2 separate regions of the Homo sapiens genome follow, and region 2 is linked to region 1. A link is a contact called in ENCODE Hi-C or POLR2A ChIA-PET data. All regions are on one chromosome and are shown on one strand. The core of a region is the stretch at or near the end of the contact, and the rest is flanking DNA. Distances in the headings are between cores, read along the strand shown.

Evidence for each region. A loop is a pair of places that touch in the nucleus more often than their neighbours do. ChIA-PET counts read pairs that join two places held with the same protein, here RNA polymerase II (POLR2A). Pooled maps may share reads with other maps.
Region 2: a pooled map shows a loop between it and region 1 (2.7-fold over the local background). The contact joins the enhancer-like site here to the promoter of NPEPL1 in region 1. A Hi-C loop is called at or near these places in 1 of 37 single-sample maps with no recorded cell type and 4 of 50 pooled maps. POLR2A ChIA-PET finds 5 or more read pairs at or near these places in 3 of 52 experiments (K562, WTC11 and naive thymus-derived CD4-positive, alpha-beta T cell).

What each region holds. Positions count from the first base shown.
Region 1 is chr20:58,691,148-58,696,119 of GRCh38, forward strand. It overlaps NPEPL1 (aminopeptidase like 1), which reads left to right and starts at 1,653. Exons shown (of 12, transcript NM_024663.4): 1 at 1,653-1,903; 2 at 2,590-2,775; 3 at 3,275-3,445. The coding sequence starts at 1,754. It overlaps STX16-NPEPL1 (STX16-NPEPL1 readthrough (NMD candidate)), which reads left to right. Exons shown (of 23, transcript NR_037945.1): 9 at 1-80; 10 at 258-415; 11 at 577-633; 12 at 2,590-2,775; 13 at 3,275-3,445. RefSeq lists enhancers at 1,086-1,791, 3,232-3,839 and silencers at 1,289-1,778, 1,789-1,948, 1,979-2,058, 2,079-2,168.
Region 2 is chr20:58,399,203-58,404,443 of GRCh38, forward strand. All of the region lies in intron 1 of VAPB (VAMP associated protein B and C), which reads left to right. Among named protein-coding and RNA genes, the nearest start is that of VAPB, 13 kb to the left of the region's middle. Within about 2 kb of position 3,274, at least 2 of the 41 ENCODE cell types and tissues checked have a DNase peak (open chromatin) inside an H3K27ac peak, as active enhancers do.

The DNA of each region.
Region 1 (4,972 bases), core at 403-2,902:
CTCAGTCCTCTGGAGTGCCGTGTGCCTGTCTGCAACGTATTTGCAAACAGAAAAAAGAGTGAGAGATCTTCATACACACTGTTAGTACCCTTTACCAATGTGTGAAAACATTCAGCTGCTGTAAAATCTTTTGAAGAAAATAAGATCCAATTAGCGTTGACTTTTATGTCGGGAAAGCTGAGGGTTTCAAAGGAATGCCTTTCAGTCATTCAACAGCTTTTTTTTTTTTTTTTTTTTTTTTTTTTTTTTTTTTTGAGTGCCTGCTCTGTGCCAGGAACTGGAGGAAAAAAAAACAACAAAAAGTCAAAAAGACCTGCCTTCAGGATGCTGAAGCTCTAGTCTGTGGTGTTTCCAAGGGGCCAGGGACCATGGCTCAGAGCTGAGCAGACAGACCTGGAGCCTGTGGACAGGGAAGGTGAAAGCCTGGCTTGTGGCTCCCGGGGCTACAAGTTAGGGAGCTAGGGGGCCAGCTGGGAGGTCAGTGGTGGAAAACCTCTCACACCACGCCAGGGAGTTGACAGTGCTTTTTTTTCTTTTTTTCTTTTCTTTTTTTTTTTTTTTTTTTTTCATTTTTAGGCTGGTTATGAAGAAGAAACTCAAAATAACAGGAGTGGCTTATGGAACTACATGGAGGTAACAGAGGAGGGTACCAACCAAAGGCCCTTGAGCAATCAGGATGTTGGGTAACAGATTTTTGCTTTTAAATGACTCCTGGGTGGAGCTTCCCCAATGCATCGTCATTCCCTGACCCTTGCATCTGACCCTGTGGGTGGGACCCTCCGCCTCCACCATCCACTCAAGGCTCACCCCTGGCTCCTCCACCACCCGGCTCCTGCCCCACACCCCCGATGGCCTTTCCTCCCCTGTAAGGCGACTGAGGTGACTCAGGTCACCCTGCTCCTTCCTCGTCTCATCTCGTCCCTCCTTTCCTGCTTAGACTGTGCCAGATGACCCTTCTTGCAAAGGGGTGGGCGGGAAGGCCCCCCATGCAGCCAGGCAGTGCCTGGATTTGTAACTGGCCATCCCAGCAGCAGTGCCCTGGATGGAAAGCCACGTCCCTGTCACCCTCTCACATCCAGGGCAGTGCCTGGCAGAGCGGGGTCTGATAAACGCCAGGGAACCTCCGATTAAGTGAGGAGGAAGTGACCGTCCACGCTGTACCCACCATGCCAGGCAGTGGGACAAAAGGACCTGACTCAGGTCCAAGAGTCACTGGGCCCCTCCGGCCTAACTGATGGGTGGCCAGGGTGCGGGGTCCCTGGGGATCAAAAGCAGCTGCTAAGGGACCTCGGGGGACCTGCTTGGGGCCAGCCTGAGGCCTGACCGGGCGGAACTGCGTCGGGTGGGCTTGGGCCTACGTCGGCCCAGGCCCCACTGGAGGCCAGGCCCGTCCGGGAGGCGCTGCCTGGCGGGCCACGTCGCCCCGCGTGTTGGGCAGGGCCGCTAGGCCCAGGGGCGGCGCCGCTGGAGGCCGGGCGCGCGGGCCCTACTCGGCAGGGCCTGCTCGGGGCCGGCTTCGGGCCTGCCCGGCCGGGCCTGCCCGCACCCTTCCGCCCGGCCTGGCCGGCGCCCCCTCGCGCCCCGGGCGGGCCCTGCACGTCTCGCGAGCAGCCCGGAGCGGCGGGGGAGGCGGGGCCCGCGGGCTGCCGGGCAGGGCCGGGGCGGTGCCGAGGCCGGGCCGGAGCGGGGCGAAGGGGGCCGAGCGGCGGGCCGGGCCGGGCCGGGCAGGGCCGGGGCGTGGGCCGGCAGGAAGATGGCGAACGTGGGGCTGCAGTTCCAGGCGAGCGCGGGGGACTCGGACCCACAGAGCCGGCCCCTGCTGCTGCTCGGGCAGCTGCACCACCTGCACCGCGTGCCCTGGAGCCACGTCCGCGGGAAGCTGCAGCCCCGGGTCACCGAGGAGGTGAGCGGGCCGCCGGCCGCCATGCGACCCGCGCCGCGGAAGCCCAGGCCCGGGCGGCCCGCGGAGGCCCCGCCTCGCCCGCCGCACCCCCGCCGCCGCCGGGCCGGGCCCAACGAGGCCGGGCCGCCTCCCTGAAGGGCTCAGCCGCCAGGCCAGTCCTCGCCCGCGGAGGCCCAGCCCCAGGCCCCGTCGCCGGTGCGGCGCGGTGGTCCTCCTGTCAGCCCAGCCCTGCGCCCCGCGAGGCCGCGACACCTGCGGACGGCGGGGGGGGAGACGTGGCCGCTCCCAGGGCCGCGCGTCGGCCCCGCCTGGCGACAGGCCCTGGCTTCCAGAAGTTCCCATGGCAGTGTCCCCAGCTGCCTTTCCTTGGGGACACCTGGCCCCTGCCCCCTCTCTGGTGGAAGCCGCCTAAGCCCTATCCGAGTGTTGGAAGCAAAGCAGCCCCCAGCCTGGCCCTTCCAGGCTTGGTGGCTTCATCCCACCAGGGGGATGCGAGCCAGCCTAGAGACAGTTAGCTCTGCAGAGAGGCGACACATCTCCCTAAGGATGGGAAAACGGTGGCCGGGAGCTGCGCAGTGCCCTTCCAGGACTGCAGGAGTGGTTGTGGCCGTGGCTGCAGGGCAGGGCCTCCTGGCACGTGGCCGCTGTTTGAAGCCTCTGTGTCTTGTCTCTCCCTTCTGATCTAGCTCTGGCAGGCTGCCCTGAGCACGCTCAACCCCAACCCCACGGACAGCTGTCCCCTCTACCTGAACTACGCCACCGTGGCTGCCCTGCCCTGCAGGGTGAGCCGGCACAACAGCCCCTCGGCCGCCCACTTCATCACGCGGCTGGTGCGGACCTGCCTGCCGCCCGGAGCGCATCGCTGCATTGTGGTGAGTGCTTCGAGAGGAGGCAGCCACGGTGCTCCTAGTCGGGCAGCGGTGAGCTCGGGCCTGGGGAGCTCACAGCCCTGCTCAGACTGCAGCGCACGCCCAGAGGGCTGTGGACGTTATCATCCCTGCTCTGTAGACAGGGAAACAGGTCCAGAGAGACGCGGGGATTTGCCCCAGATCAGTTTTGGTGGCAAATCAGAGACTCAAACCTAGATTTCCTGAGGCCCACTTTGTGTCTGTCCCTCTGTCCCTCATTTTCATGGCTGGTCAGGCTGTTGACATCTGGTGGCCAATGTGTTATTTCTCTTGGAGCATGACCAATGGTGGTCCCATGGTTCCGGGGATGACCTGAGGGATGGGGTGGCGGCTGCTGTGGGACATCTCTGTCTAGATGTCACCTGCCAGGGAGCTGATGTTCCGGAGGCGTTCAAAGAGCAGCTCCCTGCACTCCCTGGTGGCGGCCCTTGCACCCCTCACGCCGTCTCCCTATGTGCCACAGATGGTCTGCGAGCAGCCGGAGGTCTTTGCTTCCGCCTGTGCCCTGGCCCGGGCCTTCCCGCTGTTCACCCACCGCTCAGGTGCCTCTCGGCGCTTGGAGAAGAAGACGGTCACCGTGGAGTTTTTCCTGGTGGGACAAGACAACGGGCCGGTGGAGGTGTCCACATTGCAGGTGGGTGTCTGGAAGGGCAGACACTGCCCCTGGGCCCGGGCAAGATCGGGCAGGTGGGAGGGAGGTCGGGAGAGGGAAAAGCTTGTTGCGGGGGCAGGAGGGGGTTCCTGCCCTTCCCAGGAGCTTTGGTTCCTGGGAAGCGGCAGAGGCTTTTCCAAACCCAGGCCCCCTGCCTCTGCCTCAGCGTGGTCTGTGACTTCAGGATTCTGTTGTATACAGGCAGTGTTTGTTGAGCACGTAATCAGTGCCAGGAACGTCCATGCTGTTTTCCAAATAACCCTGCCCGTTTATGTGAGCTCCGTGTGCACGTGTGTGATGTATGCACGTGTGTGTGTATGTGCGTGCACATGTGTGTTGCTGTGCGTGTATGAGTGTATGTGCATGTGTTGTATGTGTGGGGGGTGTGTGTGTGCATGTGTGATGTGTGTGTGTGTGTGGTATGTGTTGCTGTGTATGTTTGCTGGTGTGTGCATGAGTGGTGTGTGTGGTGTACGTGTGGTATGTGTTGCTGTGTGTGTGTGTTTGCTGGTGTGTGCATGAGTGGTGTGTGTGTGTGGTGTGCATGTGTGGTGTGTGCATGTGTGGTGTGTGTTGTTGTGTGTGAGTACTGGTGTGTGCATGAGCAGCATGTGTTGCTGTGTGTATGAGTGCTGGTGTGTGCATGAGTGGTGTGTGTGTGTGTTGTGTGTGTTGCTGTGTGTGTATGAGTGCTAGTGTGTGCATGAGTGGTGTGTGTGTGGTGTGTGTGCATGTGTGTTGCTGCACCCTTTACAGGGAGCACTTCTACATGTGTTATTTCACTCAATGCTGAGAATGATCCTTTTGAGGCTGCAAGGCCGGAAGTGATTTCCCAGCTCCAGATCCTTGGATGGGCCTGACATCAGGCTCCTGTCCCCACGGCAGCGGTCCCAGCCTCTGCGCCTGCCACCTCCAGTCCCCGAGCCCACAGCGCCACCCAGGTTGTCTTTTCTCATGTGTCAGCGCTCATTCTTCACTTCTGGCTCTGGAAGGCTGTCGCCTTCACCCAGGCAAGCTCTCCCACATCAGCACTTGGGCCACACCTCATTTCTTTCACTGTGTGCTCTCTGAGGCCTGTAACCACTGCCCCTCAACCCAAATTCTTCCATCTTCACCAGCATGAGATAGCTCCCCTTTTTTCCCTTCGTCTCTGAGCTTTTAAAAAAGTCTAACTGGTTTGCCTTGCTTAATCCTCTTTTCCCTCTTAACCCATGGAGACAGAGTTTTTGCCCCCATCCTGACATTGTTTTCTAAGGACTGCTGGATGGGGTGTTGCCGTCCCTCCTTGAAGTGCATCTGCCCCATCCAGAGGTCTCCCTCCCTCCCGCTGCTCCCCAGACTGCTGCCACCTCTCGGCATCCCCTTCATGGCCTCTCCAGCGTTCCGACCTGCTCAGCCCTCTCCGGGTCAGACACCAGCATCTGCCTCTTCTCTCTGTCTTTAGGGATTTTCTTCTGACTTCCAGGCCTGCCATCCAGGTGGGCACGGGTGCCCGCAGAGCCCACCGGG
Region 2 (5,241 bases), core at 2,024-4,523, 290 kb before region 1:
GGCAGGAGAACCGCTTCAGCTGGGGAGGTGGAGGTTGCAGTGAGCCGAGATCGTGCCATTGTACTCCAGCCTGGGCAACAAGAGCAAAACTCCGTCTCAAAAAAAAAAAAGAGAGAAAAAGAAAGAAAAAGTGCCTTATTATAATTGTAGTCTTGTAATTGTCTCGTTGGCACCTCTTACATAAAGTGCAGTTGCTCTGGGACATTAGAATGACTGTGACTGACTTTTAATCTTTGCCAGCCATGGTGGCTCACGCCTGTAATTCCAGCTTTGGGAGGCTGGGGTGGGTGGATCGCTTGAGCTCAGGAGTTTGACACCAGCCTGGTCAACATGGTGAAACCCCTCTTTACTAAAAATACAAAAGTTAACCAGGCTTGGTGGTGTATGCCTGTAATCCCAGCTAATCCGGAGGCTGAGGGGCAGGAATCGCTTGAACCCAGGAGGGCAGAGGTTGCAGCTAGCTGAGATTGTGCCTCTGCACTCCAGCCTGGGCTGAGAGTGAGACCGTCTCAAAAAAAAAAAAAAAAAAATCCTTCTATGAATTCTGTGTTTCCCCCTAAGAACTTCTGTCCTAACTTGATCACTTCTTATTGTGAGCTATTTGTTTATTAGTGTTGAAAATTCTGTGCTAATACTATCAACTGTACCTTCCCTTCCACCACCCCACTCTCTGCTCCAAGTCTTTCATGTCCTCAATACCTGTCGTGCAAACTATGCATTTCTGGGTTAACTGGGTACTATTTTAGTCTTTTAGTTCCATCACTCAGCATTTACAATATAGTAGAAAAATGGAAGAAATGGAAAGGTACGTACTCGAGAAATCAGTGTTATGGCCATCTCCATTTTAGAGATGAGAGGCCTTTGCAGAAGGCCTTTGCGAAGACTTTACAGAATGTGAATTTGTACCCGGGTCTTACAGCCTCCCAAGCCTGTGTGCTTTGCATTACAAAGCGAATCTGTGGTTCCTAGCATTGCTGTCACCTAGAGGCACTTGGGCTAACCTCCTTAGCTTTGGTTTCCTCCTCTGCGATGTAAGGAGGCTTGAACTCAGTACCTCTAGGTGGTCCTTCCAGCTCTAAGCTTGAGAACTTAAGTTTATTTTAGCTGAAGAAGAGAGATAGAAAGCCCCTTGAGGACAGGAACCAGCTTGTATTTCCCACAGCACCTACTGGTACTTTGTTCCTATGGGCTCCTGAATATTTAATTAATGAAACCTCTTGTTACTGTTTGAAAGCTCACTACTTGTATTAACCTTTCCTGAGTATTCTTGGACTCTGATCCAGTTTTTTCTATATCACCTCTTATTGTACGAATTGTATGTCACTTTCACGTTTTGTTTTATTCTTTATGTGCTTCATTTACTTATTTATTGCTTGGCTTTCACTGCTAGAATGTAAGCTCCTATAGGTTTTTGTTTTAGTATTTCTGAGTAGACTACATAGACTACATTCTCTTCTTCTTCTTGTTTTCTTTTCCGAGTACCCCAAAGAAGGATACAACCCTGGATTTGGTCATCTTTTCAGTGTTTGCTATGATCATTTGAAACAGAAGCATACACAAGAATAAAAAGAGAAATTTGCTGAAAAACCAGAGGTTTGTCCTTGTGGAGGCTTATTTGAATTCTCAATCTGTTGGTTGAATTGATTTGTTGGCATGTAAATATATCCTGATGGACTCCTCTGAAAATCTAAATTTGTGCTTCTGACCTTTGTAAAGTCAGGCAGTGCTTTACTAATTGGATGAAGGAGAGCCATGGCTTACTCTTGAGAGAATGTGCAGATGCACACAATCAAAACTTTTCATGTAATTTGCGGGCAGGAGGATCCCATCTTAGTGCATAGTTCACCTCTAACCTCGCTCAGAGAAAAGGTGGAAGAAGCATGAGCAGTCATCTAGAGAAATCCAGAGACCACTTGGTCGGCTCATTTGTATCTTTTTATTTATTATTATTTTTAAAATGAATGCTTTTGTTGCCTTTCTCTTCCAAAGCAAGATTGTTTCTTTTTCTTTCTTTACATACCTAGCACTCACTGAGAATAGTGCTTGGCCATTAGTCATTTTCATTAAACATTTGAGTATTGTCCCTTCCACCTTTAAAGAAGAAAAACTGTGTTGTCAGTCCTTTTTACCCTGTCTAGCTACTCCTTTCACTTTCCTTCTTATCATGGTAAGCTTCTGGAAAACATAGTTTCCTGTCTTTTTTCTTTCTGTTCTTCACTTCTAGTCACTGCCCGGGAGCTCAATCATTGCTTCATCACTACATCTCCCATTGCATGTTCAGTCTTCACTACCATTTGACCCCTGTTGTCATCCTGCTCATTGACACTCTTCTCTTGACCTCTCTCATTGCTCTCTCTGCTTTTCTTCCGCCCATGTGGCCAGTTTTGCCCACTCATCATGCAGTCCGGTTGGTAATGCTCAGGGTTACAGGTTCACCTTCTCCCCCTCTTCTCCTTTCCCTGTTTCTCTCAGATTTGCTCTCTCTGTGTCTTCCCTTCTCCCCTTTGCGGAACTCTTTTACCAGTACCCTTCGCTTCTAACGTCACTTATGTATGAACCCAGGCCTGACCCAAGCCCATATAAAAGGCTGCAATACGTTAAATGCAGCATGACCCAAGCTGAACTCTATACCACCTTTTCATTTTTTCCTCCAAACCTCCCCTTCTTACTGTCTCATTGGATGGTACCTACATTCATGCATTTGACCAACTCAGAGAGTCTATGACTCAGTTCTGTCCCTTCTTCCCCATTCCCTCTATGGCTGCCCCATTTTCTCCCGCAACTGTAATAGCCTCTTAACTGGTCTTCTTGTCCGAGTCTTCTCTTTCTTTCCACCCTGATGTGGTTTTCAAAGATGGTTTGCAAAGATGCAAATCTGAGCATATCTCTTGCTTGCTTACAATCATTAAATGTCTTCCTGTTGCCAAAAATAAAGTTTAAATTCTTTAACAAAACCTGGAAAATTATCGATACTTGTTGCACTCCCCCCACATTGCCCTGCCCATCTTTCCAGCATCGTCTTTCCTCATGCTTGTGTTTCAGCCTTTTAGTTCTCCTTGGCCATGGGGCTTTGGCATACTATGTATCATGACTTACCCTGTATGTAGTCATAAAGTAACAGTTTTTAGCTGTTTCCACCACTAAAAATTAGTTGATTCCTTTTCCTCTTGTTTGTTTCACTGCGTCCCCCTGCTTACCTTTGAGGCTCAGCACAGGCTTCACTTCTTCAAGGTAACTGTCCTGACATTCTTCACTCACATTGTATCTGTTCCTCTGGCTCCCACACATGTCACAGCATGTTGTCATTGGCAACGTGATACGTGACTCCCTTTCGCTGTTAGTCAGCAAGCCCCCCCACCCTTTTTTTTTTTTTTTTTTTAGATTGTGTCTCTTCTCCCCACATCCCAGTGCCTAGCACAGCACAGTGCATGGTGCATGGCAGTTTCTCAGGGAGTTCATGGTCTCTGGGTCTAAGGCATAGGCGAGGAAGGGTTGGTGTTTAGGAGAAAGCTGAGAAAGATGCCAGGCGCAATGGCTCACACCTGTAATCCAAGGATTTTGGGACTCCGAGGCAAGCGAATCAGTTGAGGCCAGGAATTTGAGATGAGCCTGGGCAATATGGCGAAACCCCATCTCTACTAAAAATACAGAAATTAACCTGGTGTGGTGGTGCATGCCCATAATCCCAGCTACTCGGGAGGCTGAGGCATGAGAATCACTTGAACTCAGGAGGTGGAAGCTGCAGTGAGTCAAAATTATGCCACTGCACTCCACTCTGGGTGACAGAGCAAGACTGTATCTCAAAAACAAAAACAAAGCTGAGAAAGGAGAGAGGGGGGAAGAAAGAAGACTTTCAGTGGTGAAGAGTAATGAAGCCTGTCGGCAGGGCCCGTTATGTACAGCCGATCGATGTAGACACAGTGCATTTTGCTCAGAAAATATTTGAAGATTTTCCACTAAATGCTGGTTGCTTTTCTCTCTTGTGGAAACTTATGTTTTTACTTCTCCTCCTCTTCTATTTCAGAGAGTCAGGACTACCTCTTAGGTGTGTGTTCTTTTACCCCATTCCTTTCCCATCACTTAACAGTATTTTGCATCGTTAGCCTATTACTGCTGTCTCACTTTTCTCTTGTACTTGATTCCTTCCTTGTGCCTACAAACATGCTTAAGTTGCCCCTTCCTAAAAAGAAATCTTGTTTTCTAGATCTTCCCCGCTTAAGCAAATGCCCAGTCTTCTATCACAGCTAATTTTGGGGAAGCGGTGAATCTCAGTTTCTGGTATCTTTACTCTTCTTTCATCAGACCTCACCCCTTCACTCAAACCCTTCTTAGTTCCCCCAGGTTTCTCTCTGTGATACTTGTCTTTGACTTTTCTGATGAACTGTCCACCTCTTTATCATCTCTTTTACTGGATGTTGAGGTTTCTCAGGTTCTGGCTTCAGTCTTCTCAATTTAACAATTCTCTGTATGTTGTCTCATTAATAATGCCTTCATCTTCCACTTCTGCACAGAAAACTTCCAAATCTCTATCTCCAAGCAAATCTTTTGATCTGTCAGCCTGCTGGACATCCCTGTCTATCTGGTTGTCATGAGAACACCTCAAACTCAGCATGTTCCACACTGTATTTACCGTTTACCTTCTCATCCCCACTGACTGTGGCTTCTGGATCTTGGGAATGGCCCTTGCACCAAGTTGGCAAGCTGGAAATCCTAAACTTGTCTTTCACTCCCCATTTTCCGTAACCTTTCACATCTACTCAGTCCATTTAAATCAGCAGCATCTCCTATGCCCTTTTGCTTCTTAGTATTCTATCGTATCCTAAGTATAGGTCCTTTCCCTTCCAGACTATTGTAGTAGCACCGTGACTCAACTTTCTGTCTCTATTTTTTCTGCCTGCTTCTCTCACCCTTTGGACTATACTTTATACAGTTTCCAGAGATATTTTTCTAAAAATTGAAATTTGATATCATTTCTTGGTTTAAAAACATTCATTGGCTCTCTAGATCTTACGGATAGGTTCGTGGCCCAAATTCTTAGGCCAGCAGCAAAACTCTTCAGAGTCAGGCCACACCGCATCTTTCCAGCCTCAGCTTCTTTCACCCCTCTCGTACCCCTTCCTCTTCAGCCATTTGATGCCCCCAGAAGCCCCTTATAGCGTTATCACACTGTACTTTCACCCAAGTTCCCTACAGCTCAAAGTGTACTTTGCGTTATCTGCTTTTCAGACTCCAGGGCTTGCC